Regions from separate parts of the Mus musculus genome. Here region 2 is linked to region 1. Evidence: chromatin loops called from intact Hi-C (ENCODE). Cell type or tissue: heart. All regions are shown on one strand. Links, peaks and the distances in the headings refer to the core of each region. The heading gives the core; the rest is flanking DNA.

Evidence for each region. Hi-C counts contacts between places; a loop is a spot of excess contacts. Peaks named below come from ENCODE experiments on the same cell type or tissue, not always from the same donor. Only the 100,000 strongest peaks of a DNase experiment are listed, where the experiment ranks them.
Region 2: it touches region 1 in a loop (5-fold over the local background); 17 of 42 quality-filtered maps call a loop at or near these places.

Annotation. Positions count from the first base shown.
Region 1 is chr10:120,245,203-120,250,275 of GRCm38, forward strand. No RefSeq gene overlaps it. Among named protein-coding and RNA genes, the nearest start is that of Llph, 21 kb to the left of the region's middle. In heart, for the core only: a CTCF peak has its summit at 2,399; no DNase peak of the experiment used is centred there; H3K27ac peaks cover 786 bases.
Region 2 is chr10:121,254,895-121,259,967 of GRCm38, forward strand. No RefSeq gene overlaps it. Among named protein-coding and RNA genes, the nearest start is that of Gm35404, 14 kb to the left of the region's middle. In heart, for the core only: no CTCF peak of the experiment used is centred there; no DNase peak of the experiment used is centred there; H3K27me3 peaks cover 787 bases.

The sequences.
Region 1 (5,073 bases), core at 663-4,662:
TAGTCTATTGCTTCCAGCTTTGCAACCTGCCTGCTCTTTTTAAAATATATTTGATACTAGAATATTTGAAATAGTATCTCCCTTAAAACCATGGAGATCGTAATTATGCCTGCTCACTGCTGATATAAGTTATAACACATATGTATCAATTTATATCAACTGTTGATGTTTAAGAACACTCTCCAGGGGCAGAGTATGAAGTTTTATTCTCTCAGTACCCTCTCTCCATATGCCTGTTCTAGTTGGCATCTTGTGTTTAAGGTTCAACACATTTTCATGTGTGCTTATTGTAGTATCTTAATTCCCGGAGATTTACAAAGCACACATGCAACCTTAACGCTGCCCTTCAATCTCACGAGTTTGTTTTATAACCTCGATAGTTATTTCTAGTTGCAATTCTGTTTCCTTTCTAAATGTGTTAATAAAATGCTTGCATTCGAGTTGGCTGGGCTCCAGAACCGGATCCGATCCCACTTCAAGGGAGCGGTAAAGCCTGGGACACTACAGGACTTGGAGCTCTTCGGATGCAGCCTTACCTCTCAAGTGAGGAAACTCATGGTTCCTTATAGAGTTAAATTAAGGTCAGACCTGGTTTCCGACACGAAGTTCAGATGTATTGGCAGGTCCCCATGCTTGCATTTATTATACTGTAATTTGGGGCTTAAAGAGCTATATGCAGTCCATCCCCAACATCTGGATAGTGTTTATAACGATCACATTTGATCCTAATGTAATTTTGTTGGGGAATTCACTAGAATTCCTCTGTTGGCTACATTACAACTAGACATGAGATCTGCTAAAATATTACCAAAAGTGAATGAATATCCACAGAGACTCCAAAACATAGCTCCATTTCAACCTTCCTATCTTTCCCCAGCCTCTGGCTGCTAACCCATCATCTCATCTCTCTGGGCCTTCTTGCCTCCATTGATAAAATGAGAGCGACCCCTTCAGCAGCGGCCAATGTTTGTCCAGGGTTGTTGTTGTTGTTTGTTTGTTTGTTTTTTCCTTAAAGAGCAGAGGAGGCAAAAAAACAAAACAAAACAAAACAAAACAAAAACAAAAACAAAAAAACAAAAAACAGCCACCTTTCAAAGGTAGTGACAGCGCATGCGCAGCCACAAGGGGACCATCACAGACCTTGCTGATGGGGGTTGGCATGAGCTTGATGGAGATTTTTCTCCCCTTCATTTTCATTTTGATTTAGGCGCTATTCCTTGGGGTCAGGAAGAAGTTATTTGGGAAGTCGAGCCAAAGGATTGGGTTTAAACCGCCTGCCCCATCAATGGAAGCCTCAGATGAATCAAGTCTAACCTTCTAAGGGCTGTAAAGGGAGCCTTTAATTATATGAGATTGGCAAGGGGGACCTTTGGGACGCTCAGCGAGGCAGCAGCAGGACCTCCCAGCCCTGCCCGCAGCGGGGAGATTATTAGCATATTTTATGTACCCTTCCCATGAAATAATCTTAACATTCAAAAAGAGACAGATGGGAAGAAAGAAAGACAGATAGGAAGGACAGAGACTCTAACGGTCTTTAGAGAGGGGAAATTATTTCATTAAAAGTAAAGAGCATATGCTCTTCTGATGCATAGCATGTGCAAGCCTATGCAAATTAGCAAATAGCGGTGCACTCTGAGTAATTTTCATTTCCTTCCCAGCCTGTGACGAGGAATATTCCTTTTAATCAGATTAGATGACATCCTCCTCAAACTTGTGGGGGTTTCAACTTAATTTACCATGCTAAGTAGTTAGGATAATTTGAAATAAAGCAATCAGTGGGCTGAAAAGAATGAAGCCAAACCTTATTTCTGTCTTTATGATGAGGGGCTTCCTGGCTGCCTGAGCCCCACAGGGCTTCTCTCTTGTCCTCTCCTCTCCCTGAACCCCCAGTACCCCAACCTCAGCTGCGTCTCCAATGACCAGTTGCCTTCTTTGATGGCACCTACTTGAATCTGTTTCCCATCGTTGGAGCTTGTCTGAAATGCTGCATTCCACCAGGCCTGCCCGAGACCTTTGGAATTTATGGCCCTGCCTCCAGAAGTGATGGAAAGTTGAATTCACACTCCTTAAAAACCATTTCCCCCAGAGAGGGTCCTACACTGCTGAAGGGATCTTTGCCGTGGCCTGCAGGGACCTCCAGATACAACAGCAACATTCCTTCTCGAGACCTGGATGCAACAGGCGTTTGCAGGAAGGCAACAGCAGGAGAGACCTACCTGAAGGACTCAGCCGTTTATCAGTGATGTGCAGACAGGAGCAGTGTCAGCCTTTGGAAGGACCCAGAAGTCTGTTTGGAGGCATTTCTCACAGTCCTGTAGGCCACGGTCCCTTCTCCCCACAACCCCCTAATTCTCTATTGTCTTGAAGTCAGCAGGGAGTCTGGGCGGTAATACCTGTAAATGCCCCACAGATGGCAGTAAAGGGTCTTGAGGAAGCAATTACTAAAACTGCATCAAGTTTCAGTTTGGACTAGAAGCAGCTAGTTGGCTTCTTCTTTCACAGCCCTCTGTTTTATGGGTGGTAGGGGGAAGGGGAAGGTTTTAATTGCTTAAACTAATTCCCTACAAAGTATTAGCAGATGAGATGTAAATATCAGCCATATTTAAACTGCTAGGGATGCCCTAGCCACCAAGACATAGAAGAGGGAAATTTAACGGTGCACTTTCAAGTATTAAAGCAGAATTCACTTTCTTCCTCTTTTTTCTCTTCCCCCCCCCCCTTCTTCTTCTTCTTCTTCTTCTTCTTCTTCTTCTTCTTCTTCTTCTTCTTCTTCTTCTTCTTCTTCTTCTTCTTCTTCTTCTTCTTCTTCTTCTTCTTCTCCCTCTCCTCCTCCTCCTTCCTCCTTCTCCTCCTCTCCCCTTCCCTGTCTTCTTCCTCCTCCTCCTCTTTCTCCTTCCTCCTTCTCCTCTTCCTTCTCCTCCCCTTCTCCTCTTCCCCCTCTTCCCCCTCCTCCTTCTCTTCCTCCTGACACCGCCATACAGGGTTTGCAGTGGGTTCTGGTTACCAAAGCTCAGGTCCTCTTGCTTCCAATCTTGACACTTTACCTGCTGAGATAGTTCCTTTCTATTTAACATGCAAAAGTACACATGATGAACTCAGATACATATGACGTTTCTCTCCTTCCATACCAAACCCTGACCACTTTCTCATATACGATCAACTACAGGTTCTTGAATGTTCTTTTATAAATAGTTTGGACTTTTATAAATGAGTTCTTTTTTTTTCCCCCCCTTCCAATTGGAAGTGGTTGACAATGGTTCCTTGTTTGTTTGTTTGTTTTGAAGAGTTGTTTTTTATGTGTGTTGGTGTTTTTCCTGCACGGGTGTCTGTGTAGTCCAAGAATCAAATGCCTGCAGAGGCCAGAAGAGGGCATCAGAATCGCTGGATCTGGAGTTACGGGTGGTTGCGTGCACAGTGTGGGTGCTGGGAATTGAATCTGGGTCTCTGCAAGAGGAGGCAGTGGGCTGACATCCTGAGTCAGCTCTCTCCCCCCCCCCCCCCATAATGTTTCTTAAACTGAAGTAAGTAACTGCAGCCGCCTCAGACCTGGGAATACTTGCTATGGAACACACCATGGCTTTATTTAATTGAAATCAAGTGGTTTAACTTAAATGTAGGTGAGTGAGACCAACCTTACAGAGATTATCTCTAAGTGTAGCCAGCTTTCAAAAAAAAAACTTCTTTATAAACAAACGCCCCACACCTGGATCAACATATGGCCTCCCAGAGAGACTTAATTATCAGGTACAATTTTCAAAAATTTTGTTTTGTTCTTTAAAAATAGTCACTGTCACTTCCAATATATGTCTCCCAGCTGCCCCACCACCACACACACATTAAACTAAAACCGAAGGTTACAAAAGACAGATACCAGAATCTGAGGATATTCAAGAGAAGTTAAATAGTGCACAATGAAGCAGCCTGTGTAGCCTTGTCCACACCTCAGTCAGACTTCCTTCAGGTAGTGAGATGGGCCAAGAGGAACCGTTCCAGCAGGACTAGGAAAATAATTGAGAAGAGAAAAGGAAAGGTTGACAGAGAATGGGTTCTAGCACCTCCGTAGGGAAATTTTGCTCCAGTCCGGCCAACTTCAAGTTCTTTGGATTTAAAAAATATATATCACGTATCCCTGGTGTGAGTAGTTGTGTGTCTTCTCTGTTGATGCCTTGTTAAGATGCATTACAATTCTCAAAAATACTTCCAGAGTTGTACAAAATATGGAGCTTATATTCTACCACATTGGGGAACTATTCTGTGCTTTTGTAGATGCTGCGGTATGAGAGGAAGGACTGGGGGGGTCGGAGAGGGGGGACAAAGGGCAAAGAAATAAGAGAGGCACAGAGAGAAACACAAACTCTTCCCTGGATTCCCAGATACCTGTGGCACCCAGCCCTGTCTGGGAACTTCCACAATGTCCATGAGTTATTCGTGGTGATCACGCTTTCAAATAGTCTACATATTCTCATTGTATTTTCTCATCATACGCCATCTATTCAAATAAGAAATGTGTTGGATACCTGTAGACTGTATAGAACACCTGTACCTTTTTTGAGGATGGTGATTTTTATCCCTACATTTATGCTAGTCACCAAATTCTTCCCTATTTTTGAGACATCCCCCAGCCCCACCCCCCTTTTCGAAAGCAGGCGTTTGCTCTGGGAGCCTGGTTACCTTCAGGCTGGCAATGTCCAGCTTCACTGACTTTACTGTCTGTAAAGTTCCTCCTTCCTGGTCCCACTCATGTGTCTCCCTGTGTCTTAAAGAAGTGATGCCAGCTTCCTGGATGCCGGAGGTCTCAGACCTCAGGAACAATGGCACCAAGACCTACAGGAGATGTTGATCTTCACTTAACTTGAAGCAGGAGCTACCAGGATAAAGGAGCTACTTACCAATGTCTACAGATTCCTTCATTTGAATTTAAAACACACTAGATCACCGAAAGAATCCCGTGAATACCTCTGCAGAGCCTGACGTTTGAAAAATCTCACCTCGAGGAACAACCATTCCCACGCATATTCCCAAAGCTACCCAAGGAAAACACCACAAAAGCAGCTTCCGGAATGTTTCAAACAC
Region 2 (5,073 bases), core at 601-4,600, 1.0 Mb after region 1:
GTCAGCATCGTCAGAGCAGAGATGCGGCATCACATGATGGCTAAGACTCCATCCAGTGTTTTCCTTGTGTTTGTTCCTTTAATTTACTCTTCCATTACCTTCTCTTATGCCTGCCCACTCCCTGTGGAGTCCTTCTGCTTCGCCAAGTCTTTCTCTTGGTATTAATTATCTATTCAGTTTCCAGGGGTTTCCCAACACTTAGAACCAGGTGGCTTGGCTAACACAGCTAGTTCTTCCAGTGATACCAACACGTGTTGATCCAGCCAGTGTAATACTGAGGGTTACTATAGCCAATGGCAAACAAACCAGAAGTGCCACTTGGGTCACCTTGGTAAGAAAAGGTGTGACTTCTTATAAACATTTACTCCCCCCACCAAAGCAAAACAGAAAAAACTGAGGCTACCTGGCCTTATGATCACCCTTTTAAGCTGAAACCTCCTGGAGATTGGAACTGAAAAGGCCCCACAGGCCATGTTCCCTGTAAACAGTTATTGAGCTCGATAAACTAAAGGTCGGACCAGGGGTGGTGGCTCCCGGTTACCATCCTACCGTTGAAGAGGTTGACCCAGAAGATTGCCATGATTTTGAGGCCAGTCAGGGATACAGAGACAGAGACAGACAGACAGACAGACAGAGAGACAGAGACACAGAGAGAGGGGATGTGAATGGATATGAGACTTGAGAGAAGAAGGAAGGGAGGGGACAGAGCAAGGGAGGGAGAGAAGGAGGAAGGGAGGAAGGCAGAGAAAAGGAGGCACCGCAGACTTCAAGGGCACGTGGTGTGTATACCTTGTGCTACCTGTGTCCGATGCCCTTCACCCACACTGTTGCTCTGCACATTCCCTGGACAGACGTCCATCTGTACCACATTTTACTAAAACCATGGAACTAAGTCACCACTTGAGATTTGTAAAACACCATCGATGAGTGGAATCTAGCTTCTCTTACATTTCTTGATATAGAATTGGAGCCTGTAAAAATTAGTCAGATCGATCTCAAGTACCTATGGAACAGACCCTGAGAAGACTTAGCATAGGACCTTGGACTTCAAACTGCTCAGTAAATGGGTATTGAATGACTCTGAGCTGGAAATCATGAGAGGAGATCCTGGGCCATAGAAGGCAGGCTAATTAGAGCATACGCAGATTACACTCTTTAGCGAAACTGCCCCATGCGTATCTCATCAGTAGGGAGGTGTGGAGAGGGTATCCACAAAGGCACTGGTCCACTGATGAGGTTGCCAAATTGTTGGTCTCTGTAAAGAAGAGGTTGAACCGATCTCCTTCCAGAGTTGTTCCAGCTCCGAGGTCTCTGGAACATCAAGACATACAGAGAGCATCTATTCCATTGCTAGCTCTGCACCCAGGAGGGTGACCTTTACTCCTGTCCCCAGTGTGACACCTTACCTTACATATTATTTTCAAAGGAGGGCTGCCGCACTTTGCCTTCTGTACAGCCTGGGACAGACACCTTGTGTAGCCTCTAGCAAGTTTTAAAAGAAAGTTATTTGAAACCATTCATCAAGACGCGGAAGTCTTTGGCAGCAAACTTTGTACCTGAGCGCCTCTTGCGAATACATATGTACATACTTGCGAGTACATATGTCTGCGAATGAACAAAATGGGCTCGAGGACATAGGAAAAACAAAAGAGCCATCCTTGTAACCTAAAGGGCAGCGGGAAGTGCCCCTACATACACACAGCCCTCGCAGTCCGGCAGATGGCAATGTTCACGTGAAGCAACAGCGGCATCTAGTGGTCAGATTGATGAATCGCAAGTCCTCCAGTGCCAGTAATAGAGAAAGGGAGACCCCAAAGCTTGCTCTCTCTCCTCTCAAGTAGATGTAACCTGACAGATGATTGGGAAAACGAGTGCAGAAGACAATCATTAACTTGACCCATCTGGAATTTACTGAACACTTCATCCCAGAATGTAGGTTAACTCTACTCTTAATCCCCTGATAGTCGATGCACAGCCAGAGTCTTTTCCAGAATGCACATACCCTAGGCGGCTGCTAGTGTGTACTGCATATGAAAACTACTACCTAACATCTGTGGTGGCCAGTTGTTTGCTTACTACACTGATGAAACTTTAAAACTCTCATGAAGAAGACACATTCACCTCTCATCCTAGAGTGCAGGGGATGCTGGGATTGACAGGAGGGCTTGCAGAGGTTTGCCAGCCAGCCTAACTAGGTTTAGTGAGAGACTCTGTCTCAAAGGAATAAGGGGTAAAGTGATAGGATAGCTGATGTCCTCCCTTGTGGAACAAGTGGCCTGCCACCAGACAGAAGAACTGGTAAGGCTGAGCAGACTCAGAATCTCAGAATTAAGAAGGGCAGGAGTGGAGCCAGCTTCCTGCCACGATCTACTTGTTCGTGTAACTATGTTACTTGTGTGTAACCATGGCACACACGCATGAACACACAAACACCCAGCAGACCATGCAATCAGCCACATAGCATAAAAACCTGGAGTTCTCCATGCTAATGAGGTATCAAGATAGGCCAATGAGCTTCCCTCCCTGGGCATCCCTTCCTGCAAAATGTATTTAATCCCTGGTTCACCCAGAGTAAGGTGTATGCATTTACATTTGCAATCAAATAAAAGTTTGGACAAGCAAGAATAGTCTCTTCCTTACGAATAGCCACGAAGGGGGGGGGGGGGGGGGGTAGGGCGGGGGCGGGGCTTCGTGGTAAAAAGCCACGCCCAAATCTCCAGGAAGAAGGCCTTCTCTCTCCCAGCCCCTCTGTACTCTTGGGATTCATTCTGAACCTAACAGGCAGCCTTTCCTCTTCCTGCTTGGCCACAGACACCCTGAGGGGAAGCGAAGACCAGGGATCCCCGTGCCTACTCCCTGCGGTACCCCAGCAGCAACTGGGTACACAGGAGACTGGGACCCACAAGCAAACATCCCAGGTGCCACTGTTTCCCACCCGAGAAGAAACCGACTGAGATCCCTGGTAGTTACGGATGGCATCCTGCCTCCCCTGAGCAACGTGCCTGTTCTCTGAGCACCACAACGCGAGGCGAACACGCAGCCTGACACTCCCTCCGTCTCCATGGTCCATTGTACCTGTTGGTATTTCCCCATCTGTAACTACCCTGGTAGTTGGACATAGATATACAGAACTCTGTGTATGACTGTCCCCTTTTCCTGAAAATTTCTCTCAAACACCTTCACAAGAGCCTCCATAGCTAGCTGTCTGGGACATGAGCTAGGGGCTCTTCACCTCATGTGACTTCTCTCACAGGGGCATTTATACACATGGGGCGGGAAGAGGCATCAGTGAGATTCTCCATCTTCAGTGAGAAACAGGTAGTGGCCAAATCGGTGGCTTTCAAACTCTGACCTCCAGGACCCCAATCTTCTAGATTATCATCGGCAAGAAAGAGAAGGCACGGGAACGGGTGTAGCCTCTTTCCCCCACCTAGCCAGAGTAGCTCTGTACTGCCTGGGTAGTGCAGTTTGAACACAGAGTTCGGTTGTAGATCTGGAAGTCCAGAAACACAGGGACTTAGCATGGTGTAAAGACAGCACTCAGATCAGTAGAATGGACCACTTGACAAATGCTGTGGACAGCCTGGGTAAGCACTTGGGAAAAATATGTTAAGAGGACACTTTAATGCACATCTTATGTAAAAGTGAATTCCAGAAAGAGACAAGCATAAAAAGCAAACCGTAAGAGAAGCAAAAGGAAAACAGGATGTTTTACTAAGTATGAAGAAGTAGAGAAGGAGGCTCTCCACATTTCACAGGACCTGGAAATACAAAGGGGAAAACGATAGATGATCCAGATACATGGTAATAAATTAGTAGCAAATTTTGTCCTTGGTCGTAGCTGCCTCCATGACTGCACTGAGAGAGGCCTAGAAAGAGGATAGCATTGTCTCGCTGGTTAAGACTACATTTCATCAGAACGAAGGGAATATTAAGTCATCACTGACTCCAAGAATTCCTTAAAGTTGTTGATGTTAACTGTGGCGACTCCGTTTGCTTTCCTGAGGAAAGATGACTAACTCGGGACCCCATGTCGAAAAGATTTCATCTGTGACATGATGTCAAGCTGTTCACAGGTGGCATCAAAAGCAAAATCCGTGCCAGAATGTAATGAGAACTGGCTTACAGATTTCTCATTTTTACTGGATGTTATGGTTTGTATATGCTCAGCCCAGGGAGTGGCACTATTAGGAGGTGTGGCCTTGTTGGAGTAGGTGTGTCACTGTGGGCGTGGGCTTAAGACCCTTCCTCATCCTAGTTGCCTGAAAGCCAGTCTTCTCCTAGCCGCCTTCAGATGAAGATGTAGAACTCTCAGCTCCTCCTGCACCATGCCTGCCTGGATGCTGCCATGTTCCTGCCTTGATGAGAATGGACTGAACCTCTGAACCTGTAAGCCAGCCCCAATTAAATGTTGTCCTTCTCAGAGTTGCCTTGGTCATGGCATCTCTTCACGGCAGTAAAACCCTAACTAGGACACTGGATTTAACTACTCACTTCAACGAGTTGAACATCCATCTCTAAGGCAAAGGCAGCTAATCAATGTATCCCCTAAGTCACGCCAGTGTTCCAACGGAAACTAAAGCTATGGCATACTTGAACTGAGGCGATCTTACGCATGCTGACACATCAGCTAAGCATCTTTCCTGTGGACCCTGAAACCTGCATCGCCTTGCTTTTCTATGTGGTAAAGGAATTTGAAAACAGACTTCAGGATATCCTGGGGGAAAAAAAATAACATTTTGGTATACTTGGGACTCGATTTTCAGTTGACGTAAATGACTTATCAGTCAGTTTTCAAAGGGAGTAGAGAGCCTGCCATCTGGTATTGACTTAAACCTTTGATCGTGCCCTTCCTAGACTTCCCCAGGTCCGGCTTCCCAGGGGCAACTATCCCTTGATTCACAAACATTTCTTACTCGGGTCGTCACTTGAAAGAAGCACCTGTGGGAAGCCACATGTGTCGTTGCTGAGTGGCACTGACTACTGCTGGCCACCACGCATAAGATTGGACAAACAACCAATGTGTACATATGCAGTAAAGTTTTTTGCAAAGACACTGCCTGGCCCGGGCAT